Linked DNA regions of Homo sapiens: region 1 is linked to region 2. A link is a loop called in an ENCODE intact Hi-C map of the cell type or tissue named here. Cell type or tissue: CD4-positive, alpha-beta T cell. All regions are shown on one strand. Links, peaks and the distances in the headings refer to the core of each region. The heading gives the core; the rest is flanking DNA. Region 1 overlaps METTL16 (methyltransferase 16, RNA N6-adenosine). Region 2 overlaps PAFAH1B1 (platelet activating factor acetylhydrolase 1b regulatory subunit 1).

Region 1 (10,864 bases), core at 1,493-9,492, 190 kb before region 2:
ACGGTAATGCAGGCTGAGGATCCCTAATCCAAAATGCTTGGGATGAGAAGTGTTTTGGATTTCAATTTTTTTTTCAGATTTTGAAATATGTGCACTATATTTACAGGCTGAACATCCCTAACCCCCAAATCTGGAACGCTCCAACGCACATTGCCTTTGAGCAACACATCAGTGCTCAAAGGTTGCAGATTTTGAAGCATTTCGGATTTTCGGATTAAGGATGCTCAACCTGTATCTGTAGCCAGCTTCTTTTGTACAACAACAAATACCCAGTAGAAAAGTTTACAAAGAATTTGATCTCGCAAAACTTATGAAAACTGTTTAGCCAAAAAAGAATTTAAAATGATATACCTATGTCAATTCCTCTTCGGAGAGTACTTTTGTCAGAATCCTGGTGACCGATCAGATCTTCTACCCAGTGAATATAGTTGAGTCTCAAGGGAACTGTGGGAATTAGTCTCTCCAATGGAATATCAATAGAAAGTCCAAAATCTTCCCTTAGGAGAGTACACGTCAGAGCTCTGACTGCTTCGGGGTCTTTAAAATTAAGGCTGAGGAATAAAGAAAAGGAAGTAAAACTGATTAGTAAGATTCACTATGTTGTACAAGCTCTACGGCAAACAGGCAGAACCAAATACCCATCCGAACCTCCCAGGGAGATCACACACAGTTACACAGAGCACTCATCCCAGTGGCACATACACGAGTGTTTCACACAGTCACAGCTTATGAAAATCAGTACAATCCTCCACCAAAAACACTGCATATCCGTATATGGAGCACAGAGATTAAATGACTCGGCTCAAATTCCTGTCTCGTCGTCTCCTCACTGTGTGACTTTGAACAAGTCATTTACCTCTATGAAAGTGTTTCCTCTGCTGTGAAATGAGGACAGTAATACCAATATCACAATGCTACTGTGAGATGACCTGAGAAGTACTTAGCATAATGTCTGGTGCATAATAACTATTTTACAAATGCTAGCTGTTTTTACTCTTACCATTAACATCATCTGACATTAGCATTCCTTGAAAATCCTACTTAAAAGTGGAAAGAAGTCAGTATAAAAATGTTTAATATGAACACAGGATAAGATACTTAAATATGACAAATATTACAGACATCAAATTTTAAATGTAACTTTTTAAAGCTTTATGAAGTATAATTCACATACTATAAAATTCACCTGTAAGTGTACAATTGAATAGTTTCTAGTATATTAACAGAGTCGTGCAACCATCACCAAAACCCACTTTTAGAACACTCCTATCACCCCAAAAAGCAGAACTCATGACCATTTGCATGTCTTTCCTCATTTCCAACGTTAGCCTGAGGCAACCATTGATGTACTTTCTGTCTTCATAGATTTGCCTTTTCTGGACACTTCAAGTAACTGAAATCATAATGAGGTCTTCTGGTCACTTAACACAAGTTTGTGAGGTTCATCCATTTTGTAACTTGTCAGTGTTTCACTTCTTTTTATGGGCGAATAATGTTCCATAGTAAGAATGACTACATTTTGTTTATCCATTCACCAGTTCCTGAACATCTGGGTTGTTTCCATCACGGTCATGATGGATTGTTGACCATCACGAACAATGCTGCTATGAACATTTACATACAAGTCTTTGTGTGGACATACGTTTTCGCTGCTCTTGGGTAGACAGTCAGGAATGGATCATAAGATATATTTGTATTTAACCTTTTAAGAAACTTGTACCAATATAACTATGTTGATGTCAAAATACTGCTAAACTGAAAATATTAAAAAAGAATATCAACAGACCTTATTTATAAACAGAGCAGGGTCTTTTTTGGTTTTTGTGGGTTTTGTTTTGTTTTGTTTTGTTTTTGAGCCAGGTCCTCACTGTCTCCCAGACTGGAATGCACGGTGTGATCATGGCTCACTGCAGCCTCACCCTCCCAGGCTCAAGTGACCCTCCTGCCTCGGCCCCACAAGTAGCTGGGACTACAGGTGCATACCACCACACTAAGCTTTTTTTTTTTTTTTTTTTCGTAGAGAAAAGGGCCCAGCCCCTTATGTTGCCTCAACTGGTCTTGAACTCCTGGGCCCATGTAATCCTCCCGCCTCAGCCTAAGTGTTGGGATTGCAGGCGTGAACCACTGCACCTGGCCAACAGAGCATTTTGAAGAAAGCAGAAAGTCAGTAGATGGGGTATGAAAGGGAGGAGTTTTGAAACTACTTAGAATTCTGGCCTCAAGGTGTCTGGTCAGGCAACAACACATCCTCAAACAGCTTCTGGTCTGTACTATCTCCTTTTCTGCTCCCCTGCCTGGTCATCAAATGACCAATCATTGGAAAAATTCAATGTCCATCGGGATGCTTGAGTGCCAAGACAGAAGGAAGAGTGCTGTTTCCACCCAGCAACCATGGAAACTTCAGGCAGGTACCATCAACCCAATCTCTCTCCACTCCCCACAGCAAAAATGTTCTAGTATGGAAGTTAGGAGATCTGGACTCCACTTTTGGCTCTGCAATCAATTTGCCATGGACGTAAGTCACTTCAGTTCTTAGGTCTCAGTTTCTCCACCTATAAAAGTAAAGGACTGGCCGGGCACGGTGGCTCACACCTGTAATCCTACCACTTTGGGAGGCTGAGGTGGGTGGATCACCTGAGGTTGGGAGTTCGAGACCAGCCTGACCAACATGGAGAAACCCCAACTCTACTAAAAATACAAAATCAGCCAGGCATGGTGGCGCATGCCTGTAATCCCAGCTACTCAGGAGGCTGAGGCAGGAGAATCGCTTGAACCCGGAAGGCAGAGGTTGCAGTGAGCCGAGACTGTGCCACTGCACTTCAGCCTAGGTGACAGAGAGAGACTCTGTCTCAAAAAAAAAAAAAAAAAGAAAAGAAAAGAAAAAACATACCTTTCACAGGAAAAGACCTTGCAAAAAGATGGATGATGGGCAGCATCAGATTTCATGAATATAGATTTGTTATCTATACAAAAATTGCATTCCATACCTGAATATAATGATTTCGTCTGACCTCTAAGAATGCTTCCAGACACTAACTTATAGGGAGGAAAATGGAAGGGATGAAGAATGAAGCTTTAATATAATCTACAGCAGACAGAAACAGGATGACTATAGTGGACCCTGAAGAGACACAGCCAGAGCCTGGAAGCAATGACGCTCCCATCGCTACGAGCATACCTAGAGTGCCAGACCTTGGTTTCCAAATAGCACTCCCCAAAGGAATCGGAGTTCCTTGGATAAATGGTTATTCCAGAATTGGAAAGGGAAGTACAAGATAAACCCGAAGCATTTTATTGTATTAGAAAACAGGACATGCTGAAAGGAAGATAGAAACAAATCAGAAGTACACTAGACCCTGCTTGATGGGGCTCCCTTTGGCCAAATCTGTGTCAATGTGAATGAAGAAGGCTAACAAAGGATTATAGACCATAGAATAAAATACATGAGTCCATCCTTAAATGTAGAAGTAATGAAAGAGTTAGATAATTACATTTGGCAATCGCCATGCTAATAATTGTTTCAATTAAGAATTATCAATGGATGCTAAAAATAATGAGTAAAAGTTTGTTGAAAAACAGGATATTGGGCTGGGCACGGCAGCTCACACCTGTAATCCCAACACTTTGGGAGGCCAAGGCAGATGGATCACTTGAGGTCAGGAGTTCAAGACCAGCTTGGCCAACATGGTGCAACTCCATCTCTATCAAAAATTACAAAAATTAGCCAAGCATAGTGGCACATGCACCTTTAGTCCCAGCTACTCAGGAGGCTGAGCTTGCAGAATTGCTTGGACCTGGAAGGGGCAGAGGTTGCAGTGAGCCTAGATGAAGCCACCGCACTCCCGTACGGATGACAGAGTGAGACCATGTTTCAGAAAAAAAAGAAACAATGACAAAAAAAAAAAAAACCCAGGATATTTACACAGTCACAACGTACTTCCCCACAAATTATCAACTACCTTGATAATGATATCAATTATCAGATTATGAAAGGATAAAATAACAGTAAAATGAAGAAATCTGACAGATACCCCCTTAACGAAGTGACCAAAGTTAATACCCCTAATTATGAAACAAACTGGTATTATATGCTTCAACGATACAGAGAAGAAGAGAAAGGGATACAGCAAGCAAGACCCAAAAAAGCAGGCACAATTAAACAAAATTCAGGAAGGAGAGAGTGGCCATGGTTGTACACGTGTCAATATACTAAAAACCACCAAGTTATGAGAGTGAATTTTATAGTATATGAACTATATCTCAATAAACAAATGAAATGGAAAGGAGCAAGAAGTTTTAAAAAGTAAAGAAAAAGTAGTAAACATAAGAGAGGTTAATAATGAAGACCCCCTTGCAGATAACTGGGGATTCTGAATAAGAGAACCAAAGGATTAGAATAAAGAAATATTCAAAGACATGATTCAAGGTAACTTTCCAGAAATAGAAGGCTCACTATGTTCCCAGGAAAAGATACAGAATTAGAAATACCAACACCTAAAAAAATTACCAGACTTTAAGGCTTACAAGAAAAAAAAATCCTTTAGATATCTAGGCAAGTAAGCTAAACAATTGATTTTGGGGTTAGGGACGCAGTAGGGTACATGAGGCTGCTTTTAGATGTCCACACAGCACCATTCAATAGTAAAAGACAAAAGAACAGTGACTACAAAGCCCTTAGAGGAAAAAAAGTGTGACACAATTTTATGCTCAGCCAAACTTACTTTGATTATAATGACAACAGATAAACATTTTGAGTATACAGGAACTCAAGGAGTAGAGTTTTCACGAGCTCTTTGTGAAGAAATTCCTAATGGAAAAAGTTAATCAATTGAGATAAATTAAGGAACTACAGTAAGTCTTCACTTAACATTGACAATAGGTTCTTTGACTTTAAGCGAAACCATACGTAACAAAATCAATTTTTTTCTCATCACTTATAAGGAAATGACGTTATTAGAGGACCTGCTATACATCATTTCATTCATGTCGCAGTTTCCAAGAATCTACTGGCAACACTAACTGAGGACTTACTGTATAGCAAAACAACTGGCACTGAGCAGTTAAGCCATTTTAACCAGAGAGCTAAGATGAAAACACCTGTGAACCGTGGCTACATAATAAAATGTAAGTGTTTACAAACCACGACAACATACACATAATCAAAATTCGGGACAGGAAACAGGAAATGGAGAGGGAGTGCCTCAGCTTTTATACACAGGGTCAAAAGACTTCATTTAAGGCTGATAAACTAAGTAGCAGAGATAGAAGCACACATTTAGGAAGATAAACTGGCTGGGCCCAATGGCTCACACCTGTAATCTCAGCACTTTGGGAGGCCGAGGTGGGCGGACTGCTTGAGCTCAGGAGCTTGAGACCAGCCTGGGCAACATGGCGAAAGCCCGTCTCTACAAATAGTACAAAAATTAGCTGGATGTGGAGTATGGTGGTTGTGTGAGCCTGCGGTCCCCGCTACGCAGGAGGCAGGAGGATCACTTGAGCCCAGGAGATCAAGGCTGCAGTGAGCCAAGATCCCATCACTGCACTCCAGCCTGGGTGACAGAGTGGGACCCTGTCTCAAAAATAATAATAATAATAATATTAACACTAGAAGAATGAAGATAAATAATATAATCAAATAAAATCAGGGGCAGTAAAGGAAAGGTAGGTGAAAATCAGATCATATAGTGTTAAAAAAAAAAAGCAGCAAGAACAAAGCATGATATAAAATGAATGTGAAATGAATGTAAATAGTAAACTCATAATACTCTCAGATTAGATTACAAAAGACAAAACCAACTAATTACAATAAACTGTTTTAAACAAAAACTACGGCTAAAACAAAATGATCCAAAGGTTGAAAATAAAAGCTTAACCAAAAGTATCCCAGACAACTACAAATAAAAATGAAAATAGGAGTTATTTCACAACAGACAACCTTAATTTTTGGATCAAAAGGATTAAATGAGCAACTATGTAGAATGGGTTAAAAATATAAAATGCTGATGGAGGTCAAGAGAATAATAACTTTAAAAAGTGACTGACTCCATTTCTGTGGGTGTTGGTTTTAAAGAACAGCTTCTATAGGACAGTGGAAGCAGAAGTTTATTGCATAAATATATGCTAGCAATTAAAAGTCTCATTAAAATACATTAAGTCTATTTAAAGGGGTATTAAGTTTATTCTTAGACATCAGAATTGGATATGTATTAATTTTGTCATTTATGGGGGCTAATAAAAGAGGGTTAATCCAGGGGCAACAACCACGAACACATTTCTGCTTTACTCAATAGCACGCAATGGCCTCAATCAATTTTCACATAAAAAAAAGATTTGCACTATCTTTGTATTTCTTACTCGACTAAAAGCAGTATAAACTCAGGATCAACAAGATAAATGATGAGCAATAAAAAGGTATAAAATCTATAAGCACTTCAGTTTTACTTCTAACGAGAATATTTTATTCCTGTGAAATCAGTCAAGTGTGTGAGAAAAATGGGCCAATTCCATTTCCTTCAATGACATAGGAATGAAAGTCAAGTTTTACATATGACGAAGAAGTTCACATCTAAGTACCATGCTAAGGCATTCAAACACATTCGTGTCTTTAACTCGAGAATGGTAGCCTGACCTATTAACTAAATTTCACTGCTAAACACACAAAAGGAAAAATATCCCATGTCTATGTTCAAAGGCTTAATATCTCAAACGTAAAATTTCATGGTAAAAGGAATTTGAGGAGAAAAAAGTTTTCAGAAAAATCTCTATTAAAGAAACTTAGTAACTTACTTATAAAATAAGCTTGATAAAGAGTATTATCTAAGGGCAGTAAATAGTAACAAAAGTATTGCTATTTTGCACTGGCATTTCAAAGTAATTGTGAAAATCAGGGGTTTCAAAATATTTATAAGGAATAGCTATTGGTACTACTCAAAATGCCAGTCCCTGACAAGATAAAGAGCTTGTGCCAGAATGTAAACAACACATTAAAAAGTCAATTAAACCAAAGAAATGTGAGGTAACCTAAACATACGGCACAAGGTCCTTATCTCTGTGGACAGTAACAAATAGTCTGTGGTTAAGCAGCCAGTTCAATAACCACTTTTAGTAGCACTATGCCAGATGCCACAAATGACCATTTCAAAGGTTATGACCACTACTCTGTTCTTTTTTTTTTTTTGAGACGAAGTTTCGTTCTTGTCGCCCAGCCTGGAGTTCAATGGCGCAATATCAGCTCACTGCAACCTCCACCTCCCGGCTTCAGGCGACTCTTCTGCCTCAACCTCCTGAGTAGATAGGACTACAGACATGTACCACCATGCCCGGCTAATTTTGTATTTTTAGTAGAGACGGGGTTTCGCCATGTTGGCCAGGCTGGTCTTGAACTCCTGACCTCAGGCATACTGCCTGCCTCGGCCTCCCAAAGTGCTGGGATTACAGGTGTGAGCCACCGCGCCTGGTGACCACCACTCTAAGTAGTTAATGTTGTGTGGATTTGCCAGCCCGGTTTTGCCAGCTCTCTAATACTTTCAAACAAAACCAGTGATCCATGTTTTCATATGAAATGGATCTGATTCTTAAGATTAATATGGGCAATAAATAATAACTGCAAGCCTTATACAATTCACAGGCTAATGGGCCGCACCCTCTATTACAGGAGTCCCCAACCCCTGGGCCATGGACTGATATTGGTCCCTGGCCTGTTAGGACTTGTGCCGCACAGCAGGAGGTGAGAGGCAAGCAAAGCTTCATCTGAATTTACAGCCACTTTCCATTGCTCACATTACTGCCTCAGCTCCGCCTCCTGTCAGATCAGCGCAGCATTAGATTCTCACAGGAGCGTGAACCCTCCTGGGAACGCCGCATGCGAGGGATCTAGGTTGAGCACTCCTTGAGGATCTAAAGCCTGATGATCTGTCACTGTCTCCCATCACCCCCATATGGGACCGTCTAGCTGAGGGGAAACAAGCTGCGGGAAAACAAGCTGATTCTACACTATGGTGAGTTGTATAATTATTTCATTACATGAAATAATACAACGTAATAAATGTACAATAAATGTAATGCGCTTGAATCATCCCGAAATCACCCCTCCCCCACCACAGGTCCATGAAAAAATTGTCATCCGTGAAACTGGTCCCTGGTGCCAAAAAGGTTGGAGACCACTGCTCTACTCAATTGTAAACAGTAGAATTGTAAAGAAAGTTGGGGTACTTGGCTACTCTACTTTTAAAAGTGAAATATAAAAATGTTTATTTTGAGCACTACTTTGTTCAACTGAGGTATACAGAATAGGTCAGAATTTTTAAGAAACTGTGACAGCTGGCATGCATTCCTTTATTCATTCAACAAATAGTTATTAAGTGTCAACTATGTGCCAGGTATTACGCAAAATGCTAGGGATATTGCAGTAAGCAAACACAGACAATCCCTCCCTTTCTGAAGCGGACGGTCTGGCGGAGGATAGGTATTATCCAGAAATCACTTAAATACCTGTAAAACTATAACTGCGACAGATGCTATAAAAGACAGGTAAAAGATACTACTGACCCCCCCTAATTAGTGGATCTGCCTTAGGAAGGTCAGAGGAGGCTTCCCTGCACAGACAACTAAGCTAAGAACTGACAATGGAAGAAAAATTCACAAAGGAAGGAACGAAGGGAAGGGAACGTGGCATTCTAGGGTCCTAGGTAAAGCAAACCGCAAGTACAAAGACCCTAAGGCAGAACTTCTGGAGCATTCCAGGTACTAAGAGACAGTCACTGTGCCTCAAATGCAGAGAGCAAAGTAAGCGTATATAGTTCAAGGTGAAGCTGGGGAGGAAGGCAGGTTCCAGATTACGTAGGGCATTATAATTAGAGTGACCATATAATTTTATCATGTCCAGTCTGAAACTTTCTGAAAGTGAAAGAAAAACTATTAATAATCACACCAGGATACTACTCTTTTTTTTTTTTTGAGACAGAGTCTCGCTCTGTCACCCAGGCTGGAGTGCAATGGCGAGATCTCGGCTCATTGCAACTTACGCCTCCCGGGTTCAAGCAATTCTCCTGCCTCAGCCTCCCGAGTAGCTGGGACTACAGGCATGTACCACCATGCCCAGCTAATTTTTTGTATTTTTAGTAGAGACGGGGTTTCACCGTGTCAGGCAGGATGGTCTCAATCTCCTGACCTCATGATCTGCCCGCCTCGACCTCCCAAAGTGCTGGGATTACAGGTGTGAGCCACTGCACCCAGCTGATAAAAGTATATTCTATGTTAAGGATTTAGGTATGGTATAGAATAAAGTTGGAACAAAGTGGAAGCAAAGGCTCTAATTAGGAAGCTACTGCTATACCTGCGTTAAGAGGCTAGATAAAGGCTGGGTGTGGTGGCTCACAACTGTAATTCCAGCACTTTGGGTGGCTGAGGTGGGTGGATGGCTTGAGTCCAGGAGTTTGAGACCAACCTGGGTAGCATGGTGAAACCCTATTTCTATAAAATATACAAAAATTAGTCAGTGTGGTGGTGTGGTGGCATGCACCTGTGTTCCCAGCTACTCTAGGCGGGGGAGTGGGAGTAGGGCGCGGTACTGAGGTGGGAGGATCACTTGAGCCTGGGAGGTGGAGGCTGCAGTGAGCCGAAATTGTACCACTGCACTCCAGCCTGGGCAACAGAGTGAGATCCTGTCTCAAAAAAAAAAAAAAAAAAAAAAAGGCTATATCTAGATAAAGGTAGCAATGGCAGAGATAGGGAAAAGTGAAAGGAATTAGAGATATTTTGGAGAGAACATCTGTGAGATTTAGCAACGAAATGATATGTGAGCTAAGGGATGCTGTGTTTCACATGAGTCTCCCAAGGTTCTAGCTTGCTCAACAGGATAGGCGGTGCCACCCTAACTGAAGTTAGTAACTCTGGCAGAGAACCGTTTTTGAAGAGAAATATAAATCTGAGCTGCATCTGAGACATTTAAGCGGAGATGGAGCCCAGAGAAGAGGTGTGTAGAAATAAACATGTAAGTGATTTGCAAACAAACAAGTGAAGCCCTGGCACGGATAACAGCGATGAAGGAGAAAATATAAAGTGCGAAGGAAAGAGAGCTGCGGCGCAAGCTTTGAAAACTCCTTTAATAGCTGTATGCACAGTCATTACAGAGGAAGTTCCACAAGGAGACAAAGGAACACCAGAGTGGAAGAAGGAAAACCAGTTTTCCAGTGTGGTGCTGAGGAGGCCAAGGCAAGAGGGTATCCATGAAGGATAAACCAACCAGCAGAGTGACCTGCTGCTCAGAAGGCAACGGAGCCCTGAAAATCAGAGTCAGTGACATGAGGCTGCTGGAGACCTTTTAAAGAGCTGCTTTGGTAGTGGTAGAGTTAGAAACCACTGTGGAATCAGCTAAAGATTAAATGAGGGCAGAGTGTGGAAGCTCACACCTGTAATCCCAGCACTGTGGGAGGCTGAGGCGGGAGGATTGCTTGAGCCCAGGAGTTCAAGACCAGCCTGGGCAACAAAAAGAGACCCTGTCTCTACAAAAAAAAATTTTAAATTAGCCAGATGTGGTGGCAGACACCTATAATCTTAGCTACTCAGGAGGCTGAGGCAGGAGGATCACTCAGCACAGGAGGTCAAGGCTACAGTGAGCTGTGATCGCATCACTGTATTCCAGCCCAGGCAACAGAGCAAGACCCAGTCTCAAATAAAATAAAATAAATAAAATAAAATAAAAATCATGCAGTACACCTTAAATATAGACAATTTCAACTCTAAAAAATGAAAAAAACCTCAAAAGATTTGAAAACAGGACCTCAAAAAGATATCTGCACACCCATATTTACTGCAGCATTAACCCCAACAGCCAAGAGGTGAAAGCAACCTAAAGGTCCACTGA
Region 2 (9,072 bases), core at 1,073-9,072:
AAGGTTGTGTTTTCTCTGTCCCAAATTAAATGCATTGGGGAAGTTTATAATTACAGGAATTCCACGCATGAACACTGTTTTTTTGTTGTTGTTTTTTGGTTGTTTTTTTTTTGAGACTGTGTCTCACTCTGTCGCCCAGGCTGGAGTGCAGTGGCACAATCTTGGCTCACTGCAACCTCCGCCTCCCAGGTTTAAGTGATTCTCCTGCCTCAGCCTCCTGAGTATCTAGGATTATAGGCACGCGCCACCACGCCCGTCTAATTTTTGTATTTTTAGTAGAGACGGGGTTTCACCATGTTGGTCAAGCTGGTCTCGAACTCCTGACCTCCTGATCTGCCTCAGCCTCCCAAAGTGCTGGAATTATAGGCGTGAGCCACGTAAGGTCTATCATTTATTTTTCTTTAAGTTGCCTGTATCTTCTAGCTGTAACTTTAAAAAGAGTTCTTTCTAATGCATTTTTTTTTTTTACCCCCAACACCACCTTTTTTTTTTTTTTTTTTTTTCTGGAGATGGCCTCTTGCTTTGTCACCCAAGCTGGAGTACAGTGGCACAATCTTTGCTCACTGCAACCTCCACCTCCCAGGTTCAAATGATTCTCCCACCTCAGCCTCCAAAGTAGCTGGCAATACAGGCAAGCACCACCACACCCGGCTAACTTTTTTATTTTTAGTAGAAACAGGGTTTAACCATATTGGCCAGGCTGGTCTTGAACTCCTGACCTCAGGTGATCCGCCCGCCTCGGCCTCCCAAAGTGCTGGGATTACAGGCATGAACCACTGCGCCTGGCCCACCATTTTAAACAGAGAACCAATTCCCCATTTTTTGTATCCATTTGCTTTATCTTTTTTATATCTTAGAATATCAACCTAGAAGCTAGGCACAGTGGCTCACACCTATAATCTCAGCACTTTTGGAGGCCAAGGCAGGAAGGATTGCTTGAGGACAGGAGTTCGAGACCAGTGTGAGCAAAATATGGAGACCTTGTCTCTACAAAAAATAAAATAGTTGTGGGTGTGGTGGTACCAGATGTGGTGGTACACACCTGTGTAGTTCCAGCTACCCGACAGGCTGAGGCGGGAAGAGCTCTTGAGCCCAGGAGTTCAAGGCTACAGTGAGCTATGATTGCACCACTGCACTTTAGCCTGGGTAACAGAGCAAGTCCTTGCCTCACAAAAAAAAAAAAAAAAAAAAAAAAAAATGTTTCCCTAGCGTTCATATGTAAACATTCAGACTCACTGAGGTAAGTATATGAATATATTCAAATGTTGATAATCGTGATGCCTTTTGTTTTTAAACCATTTGTACAGGTTGAAATTTAATCCTAAATGGAGTTGACTATTTCCTTGTGGGTTGTTGTTTTACTGATTTTTTTAACTTTATCGTGTAAATCCAGGTTTCTTATCCAATTTGTATAAAATCCAGTGTATTTAGAACTTGCTTTGACATAGTGAAACCCCATGGTAAAATCCCATGGTCAATTGATGTTTCATTGCTCTTGGTGGTATATTACTTCATAATATATTGCTGTTATGTGTTTTAGGCCATGACCACAATGTTTCTTCAGTAGCCATCATGCCCAATGGAGATCATATAGTGTCTGCCTCAAGGGATAAAACTATAAAAATGTGGGAAGTGCAAACTGGGTAAGTAAGTTTAGTTGAAAAGGCATCAGCGGCCAGGTGCAGTGGCTCACACCTGTCATCCCAGCGCTTTGGGAGGCCAAGGTGGGCAGATCACCTGGTCAGGAATTGAAGACCAGCCTGGCCAACATGATGAAACCCCATCTCTACTAAAAATACAAAAATTAGCCGGGTGTGGTGGCGCACACCTGTATTCCCAGCTACTTGGGAGGCTGAGACAGGAGAATCACTTGAACCTGGGAGGTGGAGGTTGCAGTGAGCCGAGATCGTGCCATTGCACTCTAGCCTGGGCAACAAGAGTGAGACTCCGTCTCAAAAAAAAAGAAAAGGCATCAGCTTAAAGACATATTTATAAAAAACAAAATTGTGTTCTGGTGTTGCAGTCACTTCGACTTTAACCCGGAATGATCATTATGACAGTCATATTAAATATACTTTAAAACTAAGTTTGATCTGTACATGTCTCCCAAAAAGGAGCACAGAGACATTGTAAGGAGAGACTCTATGTCCTTGAGAAGCATTTCTGTGTAATGGCTTATTTCCTCTGTGGTCTTCTTTTAGGTGATCTCTCTGTGGGTTTAAATTAAAGTGTAAATAATCTTTGGCCGGGCGCGGTGGCTCACGCCTGTAATCCCAGCACTTTGGGAGGCAGAGGCGGGCGGATCATGAGGTCAGGAGATCGAGACCGTCCTGGCTAACACGATGAAACCCCGTCTCTACTAAAAATACAAAAAATTAGCCGGGCGTGGTGGCGGGCGCCTGTAGTCCCAGCTACTCGGGAGGCTGAGGCAGGAGAATGGCGTGAACCTGGGAGGTGGAGCCTGCAGTGAGCCGAGATCGCGCCACTGCACTCCAGCCTGGGCGACAGAGCGAGACTCCGTCTCAAAAAAAAAAAACAAAAAGTAAATAATCTTTGTGCTGGTATACCTCTGTTAGGCTGAATTTGGTTGTGCATAGAATTACACTTGATTTTTGTAGTACAAAGTTACTAGTTTTACTCAGATTAGTAGAGCATAGCTTTTTTCCAATATGGCTGGAAATACTTTTAAGTGTGCATTTAGTTTTGAAAGATTTTATTTCTTATACATATTTTATCTTCTAGATGTTGATTTTATTAGCTCCTTAATGATATGTCTGTTAGCTTATTGTTCCTACTTTAATTAACCAGGATTGTACATTTATTCTGTCGACTTGCATCTCTAACTTGGTACCATTCTCTTCATCCCAGTACATATTTTTATATCACTTCTGGGAAGTGTCCTGATGATTGTCATTCACAGTGTAAGTTATTATTTATATTGACAGCTACTGTGTGAAGACATTCACAGGACACAGAGAATGGGTACGTATGGTACGGCCAAATCAAGATGGCACTCTGATAGCCAGCTGTTCCAATGACCAGACTGTGCGTGTATGGGTCGTAGCAACAAAGGAATGCAAGGCTGAGCTCCGAGAGCATGAGCATGTGGTAGAATGCATTTCCTGGGCTCCAGAAAGCTCATATTCCTCCATCTCTGAAGCAACAGGATCTGAGGTACTGTATATACAAATGTCTTCATGGTTTTATTGCTGATATCTGAAGTCCTTAGATAACTTTGCTAATTCCCTGTTTCAGGGCTGTTAATGCATTTAAAAATCTGCATCCAGCAATTCTGAATCTTGAAATTCTCTACTCTTCACAGCTTGCTGATGTGTTTACATTATTTAACCAGTGATGATTATTGCTGTCAGCCTATCCTTGATTTGATACGTGATGGGTATTCTCCTAAAGAATTAAAATTTATCAGAAAAATCAGTGTTATGAGATCATCTCAATGTAAAACAAAACCTGAGGGAGAGGTTAAAGTTTTCTGTCAGAAAAATAGCCTTCATTAATGAAGATAATGATTTTATTTATAAATTTATGGTAAAATGCAGTTCAGTATTTATTTTTTAAAATTAATTCCAGATGTGATAGTATAAATGTTTTTTTAAATGAAGACTAATCCATATGGCAGCCTCTGATGTTCTTGATCATTTAAAAGTACTAGCTGAGCCTGGAGTTTTAACGCATTTCTTTGTGATCTTTATGGTTTTGGTCTTTATTATTAATATGTTAAAAATTACAAGGTACAGCGGCACATGGCTATAGTCCTAGCTACTCAGGAGGCTGAGGCAAGAGGATCACTTGTGTCCAGAAGTTAAAGTTCAGCCTGGGACAACATAGCAAGATCCCTGTTTCTAATAAATGAATGAAAATGAATGGTCTAAAACTTTTGTTTGTTTTTGAGACAGTCTCACTCTGTTGCCCAGGCTGGAGTACAGTAGCGTGATCTCGGCTCACTGCAACCTCCGCCTCCCAGGTTCAGGCGATTCTCCTGCCTCAGCCTCCTGAGTAGCTGGGACCACGGATGCATGTACCACCCTGCCAGCTAATTTTTATATTTTTAGTAGAAACAAGGTTTTGCCATGTTGGCCAGGCTGCTCTCAAACTCATGGCCTCAAGTGATCCGACCACCTCAGCTTCCCAAAGTTCTGGGATTACAGGTGTGAGCCACTGTGCCTGGCTTCACATTGATTTTGACAGAGGCATTCCTATCATGTATTTTTAAAACTACATGTCAATAAACAAAGGAGGCAGTTTCCTCTCCCTCTACCCCCATCCCACTTATTTTTCTAAATGAATCTTCTCTTGTGAGTTCTCTTTATTTTGATTGGCCCATTGCATTTTGAGATTCTGTTTACTGCCCTCTGGTGGTGGTTACATGCTGTATGTCATAAATTTGATTCTGGTGTGGTGGCTCACGCCTGTAATCCCAGCACTTTGGGAAGTCAAGGCAGGAGGATCACTTGAGCCCAGGAGTTTGAGCAACATAGCGAGACCCCGTCTCTACAGAAAACTTTTTTTTTTTTTTTAAACTCACCACTATACTAATGACGGAAAAAATTTTCAAAAACTTAGCTAGGTGTGGTGGTACACTCCTGTAGTCCCAGCCACTAGGGAGACTGAGACAGGAAGATTGCTTGATCCCAGGAGTTCAAAGCTGCAGTGAGCTATGATTGTTCCACTGCACTCCAGCCTGGGTGACAGAATGAGACCCTGTCTTGAAATAAATAAATATTCCCTAATCCAGATCAAAAAAATAAATAAGTAAATTTGGTTTTGGTTGGATTTGTAAAAGTTAAATTAAATAGTGATTACAGAAATCTTGAAAAGTAAATTTATTATCTGTTGGTTTTATGAAAACTGAGTCCTAACCTAAATAGAGACTTCTGTTCTTACATTATCTGAGTCCTTCCTGTGTAGCATAGGTATGGTGTGAAAGACTTGTGTATTTCAACAGATAAAAACAAATTGGGCTGGGCGCAGTGGCTCACGCCTGTAATTCCAGCACTTTGGGAGGCCGAGGTGGGCCGATCGATCATCTGAGGTTAGGAGTTCAAGACCAGCCTGCCCAACATGGCAAAACCCCATCTCTACTAAAAATACAAAAATTAGCCACATGTGGTGGTGCGTGCCTGTAATCACATCTACTTGGGAGGCTGAGGCAGGAGATTCGCTTGAACCCGGGAGGCGGAGGTTGCAGTGACCCAAGATTGCACCACGGTACTCCAGCCTGGGTGACAGAGCCAGACTCCGTCTGAAAACAAACAAAAAACCAAAATGCAACAAAAAAATTGGAAATATATATCATTATTAGATAGAAGCCATTTAAAGTCCATACCTAACTTCTTGTGTGGGAAACTTAATTTTTATTATGTTTTCTGTAGACTAAAAAAAGTGGTAAACCTGGGCCATTCTTGCTGTCTGGATCCAGAGACAAGACTATTAAGATGTGGGATGTCAGTACTGGCATGTGCCTTATGACCCTCGTAAGTTTGCATAATCTTACCATTTCTTTTGCATCTTCACTGTTTATACCTTTTTGGATTAATGCTTTATGATATCTTAAATAATCTGAATTATTCTGGGCTTTAAAATAACTTCTTTATAAAGATAGTTTTCCTTTAGCTTTTGTTGTTGTTATAGTGATGTGAAAGTTATTTCTCTAGAATGCAGATTCTATAAAGAATCTGTAGAGCCAGTCGGTGTTTGAGGGGGAGATGCTGCTAGCTCACTGTATCTTTAAAAATTGTGTAATATCTCGGCCGGGCGCGGTGGCTTACGCCTGTAATCCCAGCACTTTGGGAGGCCGAGGCGGGTGGATCACGAGGTCAGGAGATCGAGCTAACTTGGGGAAATCCCGTCTCTACCAAAAAATACAAAAAATTAGCTGGGCGTGGTGGCGGGCGCCTGTAGTCCCAGCTACTCGGGAGGCTGAGGCAGGAGAATGGCGTGAACCCGGGAGGTGGAGCTTGCAGTGAGCCGAGATTGTGCCACTGCACTCCAGCCTGGGCGACAGAGTGAGACTCCATCTCAAAAAAAATAAAATAAAACAAATGTGTAATATCTCTTACGGAGAAAAAGCAGCATTCTTAGAGACCTGTTCACTGTTGAAGATGTTTGTTTCTCTGTTTCACTTTATTTATATGAATCCTTTTAACTGTTATACCTCCTTGCTCACATGATCTAGTTTATTTGGCTTATTTAGGAGCATCTGTATTTCCATAGAAAGATATGTCAATACTAGTAAGGGATTGTGGACATTCCTATGTGCCTAAAGGAGTTCCAAGGAGATCTGTGGATGTTTGTTTAGTAGTAGTTTTTATAATTTGGCATCCACATTTGTTTAGAGATTTTTTAGGTGCTAATGATACCTTGAAGTGATTGTCTCTCTGTAGGATATGACAGACATATGTGGAAGCATCTTCAAGAACTGATTAGAAAATGAAACTCTCGGCCGGGCACGGTGGCTCACGCCTGTAATCCCCGCACTTTGGGAGGCCGAGGCGAGCAGATCACGAGGTCAGGAGATTGAGACCATCCTGGCTAACATGGTGAAACCCCGTCTCTACTAAAAATACAAAAAATTAGCCGGGCATCCTGGCGGGTGCCTGTAGTCCCAGCTACTTGGGAGGCTGAGGCAGGAGAATGGCGTGAACCCGGGAGGCGGAGCTTGCAGTGACCGGAGATGGCACCACTGTACTCCAGCCTGGGCGACAGAGCGAGACTCCGCCTCAAAAAATAAATAAATAAATAAATAAAAAGAAAATGAAACTCTCCTCTAGTAGTATTCTGAGCGGAGTTCAGCTATACCATGTTGCTGTTAAGAAAAGATGATATATAATTAAAATAAAGCAGGCCAGGCGCAGTGGCTCACTCCTGCAATCCCAGCACTTTTGGAGGCTGAGGCAGGTGGATCACCTGAGGTCAGGAGTTCAGGACCAGCCTGGCCAACATGGTGAAACCCCGTCTCTACTAAAATTACAAAAATTAGCCGGGCGTGGCCAGGCGCGGTGGCTCACGCCTGTAATCCCAGCACTTTGGGAGGCCGAGATGGGTGGATCACCTGAGGTTGGGAGTTCGAGACCAGCCTGACCAACATGGAGGAACCCCATCGCTGCTAAAAACACAAAATTAGCCAGGCATGGTGGCACATGCCTGTAATCCCAGCTACTTGGGAAGGCTGAGGCAGGCAAATCACTTTAACCTGGGAGGCGGAGGTTGCAGTGAGCCAAGATCACGCCATTGTACTCCAGCCTGGGCAACAAGAGTGAAACCATCTCAAAAAAAAAAAAAAAAAAACCCGGGCATGGTGGCGCACGTCTGTAATCCCAGCTACTCGGGAGGCTGAGGCTTGAGAATCGTTTGCACCTGGGAGACGGAGGTTGCAGTGAGCCGAGATCGCACCATTGCCCTCCATCCTGGGCAGTGAAGTAAGACTCTGTCTCCAGGAAAAAAAAAGAAAAGAAACAAGAAAAACATACTCTTGGCCAGGCACAGTGGCTCACACCTGTAATCCCAGGACTTTGGGAGGCCAAGGCAGGAGGAGCCCAGGAGTTTGAGACCAGCCTGAGCAACATAACAAGACCCTGTCTCTACCAAAATAAAAGTTTAAAAATTAGTCATGCATGATGATGCATGCCTATAGTCCTAGCTACTTGGGAGGCTAAGGCAGGAGGATTACTTGAACCCAGGAATTTGAGGCTTTAGTGAGCCGTGATCATGCCACTATACTCCAGCCTGGGCAACAGAGTTGCTGTCTCTTTTTAAAACAAAACAAAATTTTGCAGTGCTGTGCTATAACTGCACTATCCAGCGTGGTAGCTACTAGCCACATGCAGCTATTATACTCTTGAAATGTGGCTAGTGAGACTGAAGAACTGAATTGTTGGTTGTATGTAATCTTAATATTATATATTAAAGTAGGCGTACATGGACAGTAGCTACCATGTTCAACTGTGCAGTTCTAAGCCTTTTTCTTTAATGTGTAGATGAATGTGCTATTTTTTATAAAAATGGTATCATGCCCCTTAAGGTAGCTTTGTAGCAAACCTTTAATTTAGAAAGTATGTGATCCTTGCTTATGTTGTTAGATGCTCTTCTACACTGATCTACAGACAATGCTTTGTGAACATCTTTGCTAACTAAATCTCTGGGCATGTCCTTAAAGATAAATTGCAAGAACAGAACTGCTGCGACAGGGGAAATATGGATGGATAGATGGATGGATGATTAAATGGATGGATGATTAGATGGATGAATGATTGGATGGATGGATGGATGGATGATTGGATGGATGGATAGATGGATGATTGGATGGTTGGATGGATAGATGGATGATTGGATGGATGGATGGATGATTGGATGGATGGATGGATGGATGATTGGATGGATGGATGGATGGATGATTGGATGGATGGATGGATGGATGGATGATTAGATGGATGATTAGATGGATGATTGGATGGATAGATAGATGGGTGGGTGGGTGGATGGATGGATGATTGGATGATTGGATGGATGGATGGATGGATGGATGGATGGATGGATGGATATATAGATATATAGTGAATGCCTGTATATCCTTCACTTAGTTACCATTTGTTGGTTTTCCTTCATGTATGTGTGTATATTTTGCTGAAATCATTTGAGCGTTCTTTGCAGACATCGTAACACTTTACCCCCAAGTATTTTAGCATGAACCACCTAAGAACAAGGATAGTATATAAATAACCAAAATAAAATTATTCACACTCAAGAAATTTACCATTGATAGACTACATATTGAGATTTGTTCTTGTTATTTCCATAATGCCCTGCGGGACTTCTTTTTAACCCTCATCCAGGACCCAGTCAGGGATCGTACGTTATATTCACTCCTCATGTCTTATGAGTTTTCAGTTTCCTTTAATCTAGAATCCCCTAGACTTTTATTTTCTTCTGGTCTTTTGATGTTTTTGGTATGTATAGTTTTATCGTATTATGAAATAGATGCTATTTAAACATTTTGCCTTTTACTGAGTCAAATAACTTTTTTGTTTTTAAGGTGGGTCATGATAACTGGGTACG

The links. Peaks named below come from ENCODE experiments on the same cell type or tissue, not always from the same donor. Only the 100,000 strongest peaks of a DNase experiment are listed, where the experiment ranks them.
Region 1: a loop joins it to region 2, with 2.4 times the contacts of the local background. A loop is called at or near these places in 6 of 110 quality-filtered maps.

Annotation. Positions count from the first base shown.
Region 1 is chr17:2,477,335-2,488,198 of GRCh38, forward strand. It overlaps METTL16 (methyltransferase 16, RNA N6-adenosine), which reads right to left. Exons shown (of 10, transcript NM_024086.4): 3 at 352-551. Among named protein-coding and RNA genes, the nearest start is that of METTL16, 29 kb to the right of the region's middle. RefSeq lists a silencer at 2,412-2,591. In CD4-positive, alpha-beta T cell, for the core only: no CTCF peak of the experiment used is centred there; a DNase peak (open chromatin) is centred at 5,057; H3K4me3 peaks cover 547 bases; H3K27ac peaks cover 1,518 bases.
Region 2 is chr17:2,671,115-2,680,186 of GRCh38, forward strand. It overlaps PAFAH1B1 (platelet activating factor acetylhydrolase 1b regulatory subunit 1), which reads left to right. Exons shown (of 11, transcript NM_000430.4): 7 at 1,541-1,643; 8 at 2,946-3,174; 9 at 5,391-5,492; 10 at 9,050-9,072. Among named protein-coding and RNA genes, the nearest start is that of MIR6776, 17 kb to the right of the region's middle. In CD4-positive, alpha-beta T cell, for the core only: CTCF peaks have their summits at 4,381 (motif pointing left) and 4,580; a DNase peak (open chromatin) is centred at 4,377.